2 separate regions of the Homo sapiens genome follow, and region 1 is linked to region 2. The links are chromatin loops, found by intact Hi-C in ENCODE. Cell type or tissue: OCI-LY7. All regions are shown on one strand. Links, peaks and the distances in the headings refer to the core of each region. The heading gives the core; the rest is flanking DNA. Region 1 has its middle 9.3 kb from the start of ONECUT2. Region 2 has its middle 17 kb from the start of LINC-ROR.

Region 1 (2,916 bases), core at 300-2,799, 340 kb after region 2:
CCATTTTAATAAAAGGGGATCCATATCAAATCAGACTTTACATGTGGAAGGGACCTTGAAGAGCATCTACAGAAGGAAATGCAGGCTGTCGGTCACACAGCTAGACAATAATAGGATTGGGACCAGAATGCAGGCCCTGCCTCTTGATCCAGGACTTGTTTTCACTGCACCCTTGACCTTAAGAGGGTGATGGAGTAGACCTAATTCCTCCTAAACCAGTCATTTATAACTTCCTCTGACCAACATCCAATCACGTCAAAAGAGAACAAGAAAAAACAAACAAACAAACAAACAAAAAACAGGTGGAAACTTAGTCCATTACTTTGAGATGGGATCTGACTGTTTTTTCTCTTTATACAGAAAATGGAGTTATCATCATCACCTCACTAAAATGTAAGGTCCATGAGAACAGGGACCACATCTAACTTATTCATGGTTCTCTTGCGAGCACTTATGTGGTGACATATTTTTGGGTGCTTTTTATTTATTTGTTTTTGTTTTTACTGACCACTATTCAAACACTCTATTTTGAGGTGACTCCCTAAAGTGTGCAGTACAGGTGAAATGCAGTGCTCCTTTCTCAGTCCCTGGCGGCCAGGACTCTAGTATATGCTCTAGGAGAGGTCACACCCTAATTGGCTCTTGTAGAAGTGACACGAAAACATAGGACAGTGTGGACGTTACTCTTGGCTGCGGCAGCAGCAGCAGAGACAAGTGGGTCAGCAGAGGCTTCCTAAACCAGTCTATTGCAGGGCATGATCTTGGCTTTGTTCCTATTCCTAGTCTCCCTTGGAACTAGGAATTGGTTCCTGCTTCACTCTCCTGCCTTCCTATCACTTCTTCCTCATTTATTCTTCCTGAATTATTTGGTTTCTTCCTCAGACGTTCTTTCCTACTTTTTTGTCTAAGGCAGCTTCTGTTGCTTGCAACCAAAAATTCTAATAGGCACATAGTAGGCACTCAAATAAGTCTTAAATGAAAATAAAATTAATGAATTATTATCATAATTTTTGTAGAACACTTCACAATTTCCAAGCACTCTCTCGTATCCTAATTACTGCACCTGGTCACTGTCTCATTTGTCTTCCAGTTAAGTTATAATATTTAACAAGGGCAAATCCTTCTTGATGCAAGAGTCAAGTTAAAGAAAATTTTAAAAATCTAAACCAGGCTTAGACGTGATTTTTTCCAAAGTATGCTACGCAATCTCATGGTATTAGGTACCACTATGAATGGTATCATTTAAGTAAAAAGGAAGCCCTAAAAAATGAAATTTAGAATACCAACTGGGGAGTAAAAGCTGGAAAGTATAGGGCATGAAATAAAGTTTAAAACTTTTTGAAGGAGGCTGGGTGTGGTGGCTCATGCCTGTAATCCCAGCACTTTGGGAGGCTGAGGTGGGTGGATCACCTGAGGTCAGGAGTTGGAGACCAGTCTGGCCAACATGGTGAAACCCCATCTCTACTAAAAATACAAAAATTAGCCAGGCATGGTGGCACGTGCCTGTAATCCCAGCTACTCAGGAGGCTAACGAACGGGAGGTGGAGGTTGCAGTGAGCCCAGATTGTACCACTGCACTCCAGTCTGGGCAACAGAGCGAGACACTGTCTCAAAAAAAAAAAAAAAAAACTTTTTTAAGGAAATTTGATATGCAAATAGTTGCACAGAAGAGATGTAGAAGTGATAACTGAAACTTCAAATATGAGCTGGCATTCGCCAGATGAAATAGCATCAAAGAGCTCTAGAAAAGAGCACTGAAACTTCAGATAGGAAGTTCACCCACCACTCTACCAGGTGCAGTGGGGTAGAAACGGTTCAGTGTAGAGGTCTAGAAATGAGCACTGAAACTTCAGATAGGAGCTGGCATTCACCAGGTACAGTGGAGGTAGAAGTGGTTCAGACGCTGAAGGAGCAACATCTACAAAGGCAAAAACTATGTCCCTTCAAAACACAAAGAATATTTGCTTTAATCATATGGCTCTAACCAAGGGGGGGAGGGTTGTGAATTCTTAAAAATATCTTCACCCACCCCATCTCACTTTACTAGAAATTGAAGTCAACCATAACCCACACCGTTCTCCAAGAATTAAATGGGAAATTTTATAATTACAAATGGTATTTCAAAACTTGATGTTTCAGAATTCCCTTAATAATTCCACTACCTTGTTATCAAATTATGTTGATAAGGTAAAGAATTTGACACAGGGCATCCTATTTGGTCTCTGTCAACACGAAGCCCCCAAACCAGGTTTCCTCAGTCTGATAGTTGGAAAACAGTTACAAAATCCATTAGTCCATCTCAGTAAGGGAGAGAGGAACAGCCATTTTGTGTGCAGTGACCTATCCTCAGCCCCATGGACTATGTAGCAGGAGATGTAGTGGCGAGGTTCCTTTTTTACTCTCTATATCTGATCTCCAAGGAGTCAGTGCTCAACTCTTTCCAGGATAAAGTCTGAAGAACACATTTCACCAATAAAAAAAGATAGTAAATACTTGAGTCGTTTCAGAGAGAGAAAAATATGAAACACTGAAGATGAAGCGCTTAAATCTTTAATGTTTTTGGACAACACAGTCTATATGTTTTCTGCATAATGTATCATTTCTTTAAACTATAGTATTAAAAATAATTTCAAATTGTAATGAAAAGTCATTTGGCTTTAAAACCACCCAGGAAGAGGATATAAAATGCGTATACCAAAAGACTATGATGCGGCTTCCAGTGTTTTTCTGATATAGATCATAATAATTTAAAAAGGCTTTTGTCAGGCTGTCTGAATACATCAAATACTTTCTCATTTCTGTGTCGGCTGTGAAGCTCTAACTATAGTGGCTTCTCTAGCAGGTATTCTCCGCACAACTGTGCCAAATCGTTCTGAGGACACCCAGATTCTCCTCCTTCTCAAAACAGACATTCCT
Region 2 (2,916 bases), core at 236-2,735:
AATGGAAAATGACTTCCAGGAGTCTCAGGGAATAAAGAAATGCAGACATTTTGTGGGGGATTTGGAGTCCTTGCCACTTCGTCCTTCACTTGCATTCTTTATACATTTCTAACATTTTCTTTACTTGGATTTTAAAAAGCAAAGATGCCTTCTTTCCTCAGCTGCCTCCTCACTAAACGTTTCCCTGGTGAAGGTAGAAGCCTCCAGGGAATGAACTTCTCGGGAGATAATGACATCAGTCTAGAAATATTCACACTTCCCGGACTGGGTGTGTTAGTGGTGAGGGTGGGGCTGGGTGTGTGAACCAATCAGTCAGGGAGACCACAGGGCTGGGGGCGCGGGGGGAGAAAGCTGAGGAGACAGGCTGGAAAGGAAGCATTAGATGGGCACAAGGGAAGAAGTTGGGGCCCTATATCCCTGTGGCAGGGTCGCATAGAAACAGGGCCTAGGCTGGACGTGGTGGCTCACACCTGTAATCCCAGCACTTTGGGAGGCTGAAGCAGGGGGATCACCTGGGGTCAGGAGTTCAAGACCAGCCTGGCCAGCCCCACTCTACTAAAGACCATCCTGGTGAAACCCCGTCTCTACGAAAAATACAAAAATTAGCCAGGCATGGTGGCAGGTGCCTCTAGTCCCAGCTACTCAGGAGGGTGAGGCAGGAGAATCTCTTGAATCCGGGAGGCAGAGGTTGCAATGAGTCGAGATTGCACCACTGCATTCCAGCCTGGGCGACAGAGTGAAACTCTGTCTCAAAAAACAAAAAACAAAACACAACAAAAAACAAAAAACAAAAAAAAAAGAAAAGAAAAGAAAAAAGAAGCAGGGCCTAGCACTCAAGGTCTCCATCATCTTATTTTGTTGGGGTGGAGGACAGGGAGAAAAGGAGCTGGTCAGACCCGTTCACGTTCAAGTGGCCACAGGACTCTCTGGGGTGATGGAAAGTTTTCCTCAGAGCTGGAACCACCCTGCTCACGGGGAATAGACCCAAAAGACTTCCCAGGATCCTGGGTTCTGATGCACTGGGTCTTGAAGGTTGGCAAGTCCTCACTCTTCAAAGTGTGGTCTTGGACCAGCAGCCCTGGCATCACCTGGGAGCTTGGGTGCTGTGCAGAATCTCATCAGATCCGCCCCAGAGCTGCTGACTCTGAATCTGCACTTCAGTGAGATCCCTGGGGAACTCAGAGTGCACTGGAGTTTGAGAAGCATGTCTGCAGGTGGCTCTGCAATATCAGACTTCCAGGTTTTAATCACAGGATGTTTACTGAACCGGGTGCATGTGTTATGTAATTTTGTGAGTATGCACAGAGGCAAGATGCTAGTCCATACGGTAAACGACTAGAGCATTGGATAACACTCACGATGTCAAGGAAAAGTTTTTGTTTGTTTGTTCATTTTGAGATGGAGTCTGTCTCTGTTGCCCAGGTTGGAGTGCAGTGGCGTGATCTTGGCTCACTGTAATCTCCGCCTCCCAAGTTGAAGCGATTCTTCTTCCTCAGGCCCCCGAGTAGCTGGGATTACAGGCATGCACCACCATGCCTGGCTAATTTTTGTATTTTTAGTAGAGATGGGGTTTCACCATGTTGGCCAGGCTGGTCTCAAACTCCTGACCTCAAGTGATCCACCCACCTCAGCCTCCCAAAGTGCTGGGATTACAGGTGTGAGCCACTGCACCTGGCCAAGGAAACAGTTTTATGGATGGTTTATCCCTCACCACAGCATGCAGGACAGGGCCACTGGTCCATTAGGGACCCACAGATCATCTGCTTGTGGTCTCCCTGCCTGCCCCTGCCCCATCACTGTGCTTCCCAAAGTCCGCAAACCAACACACCTTCACTCTTCTCCTAGTCTGTCTTGCAGCCAGGTTGATTATGTTTGCCTTTTCAGAAATGTGCTGCTTCTTAATGATAAAAAATTAGGACATGAAAGGAAGGGGCAAAGGTGAAGAAGGTGACCCAGATGAATGACACACTCGATGTCACTGTTTAAACCACATTCCCTTGGGTGGAGTGTGGTGAGGCCAGTGCAGATGGAAAGGGGGAACCAGGAAGAGTTTTCAGTGTTGTTACTCACAGCTTCCTGGGGAGAACACAGCCTAGCACCGAAGGTTGCTCGGGAAGTGGAGGGCAAGTAGTTTCTACCGGAAGGAAACGGGGGGGCAGCCAGTTTAGGATTGACTAGTTTGAATAATTTCAGTGGACTGTAGGGAGTTGAGGCTGTCCCTTGTTTTCTGGTACCTGGCCCTGGGGTGATCAGAACAGAGGAAGAGTGACCCTGAGTGTGAGAGCCCCATCAGGGAGGTGGTTGGGGGTGTGGACGTAATCAGTTTCAGGAAGAAGAATGGACCTGCCTCTAACCGGGTCTCAAACTGGGTCAAGACAATCTTTGAAAAAATTGCAATACAGTCAGGCCCCAAATTAAATTTGTTTCCGTGTTTTCTCATCCAATCCTACCAAATGTGTAAGGCTGCTCCCAAATATTCTGGTTATTGATGGCATAACCAGCCACCCCCAACCTTAAGAGCATAAAACAACAGCATTTATGATGCTCACCGGCTCCGTGGGACAGGAAGCTGTATGGATGGCTCTTCTGGCTTGATTCAAATGGCTGGAGCTGGGGCTGAAAGAGCCGGGGCTGAAAGAGCCAGGGCTGGCATATCCATTTACAGGGTGGCCTCTGGCCAGCTGAAAGATGGGCTTAGCTGGGGTTGTTGATCATAGCGTTGACATGTGGCCTCTCCAGCATGGTGGTCTCAGCACAGTGAAACTTCTTGCATGGAGGTGGAGGGTTCCAAGAACACGTGTTCCTAGCCACGAAGGTGGAAGCTGTATGGCTTTATGGTTGAGCCTCAGAAGTCACATAGTGTCATTTCCACCCCAATCCTTAGGTCAAAGAAGTCATTAGGCTCCTCTTCCAACT

What was found. Peaks named below come from ENCODE experiments on the same cell type or tissue, not always from the same donor. Only the 100,000 strongest peaks of a DNase experiment are listed, where the experiment ranks them.
Region 1: it touches region 2 in a loop (2.5-fold over the local background); 1 of 110 quality-filtered maps calls a loop at or near these places.

What each region holds. Positions count from the first base shown.
Region 1 is chr18:57,424,599-57,427,514 of GRCh38, forward strand. No RefSeq gene overlaps it. Among named protein-coding and RNA genes, the nearest start is that of ONECUT2, 9.3 kb to the right of the region's middle. RefSeq lists a silencer at 1,807-1,856. In OCI-LY7, for the core only: no CTCF peak of the experiment used is centred there; a DNase peak (open chromatin) is centred at 1,743; H3K27ac peaks cover 1,469 bases.
Region 2 is chr18:57,087,901-57,090,816 of GRCh38, forward strand. No RefSeq gene overlaps it. Among named protein-coding and RNA genes, the nearest start is that of LINC-ROR, 17 kb to the left of the region's middle. In OCI-LY7, for the core only: no CTCF peak of the experiment used is centred there; a DNase peak (open chromatin) is centred at 1,181; H3K4me3 peaks cover 308 bases.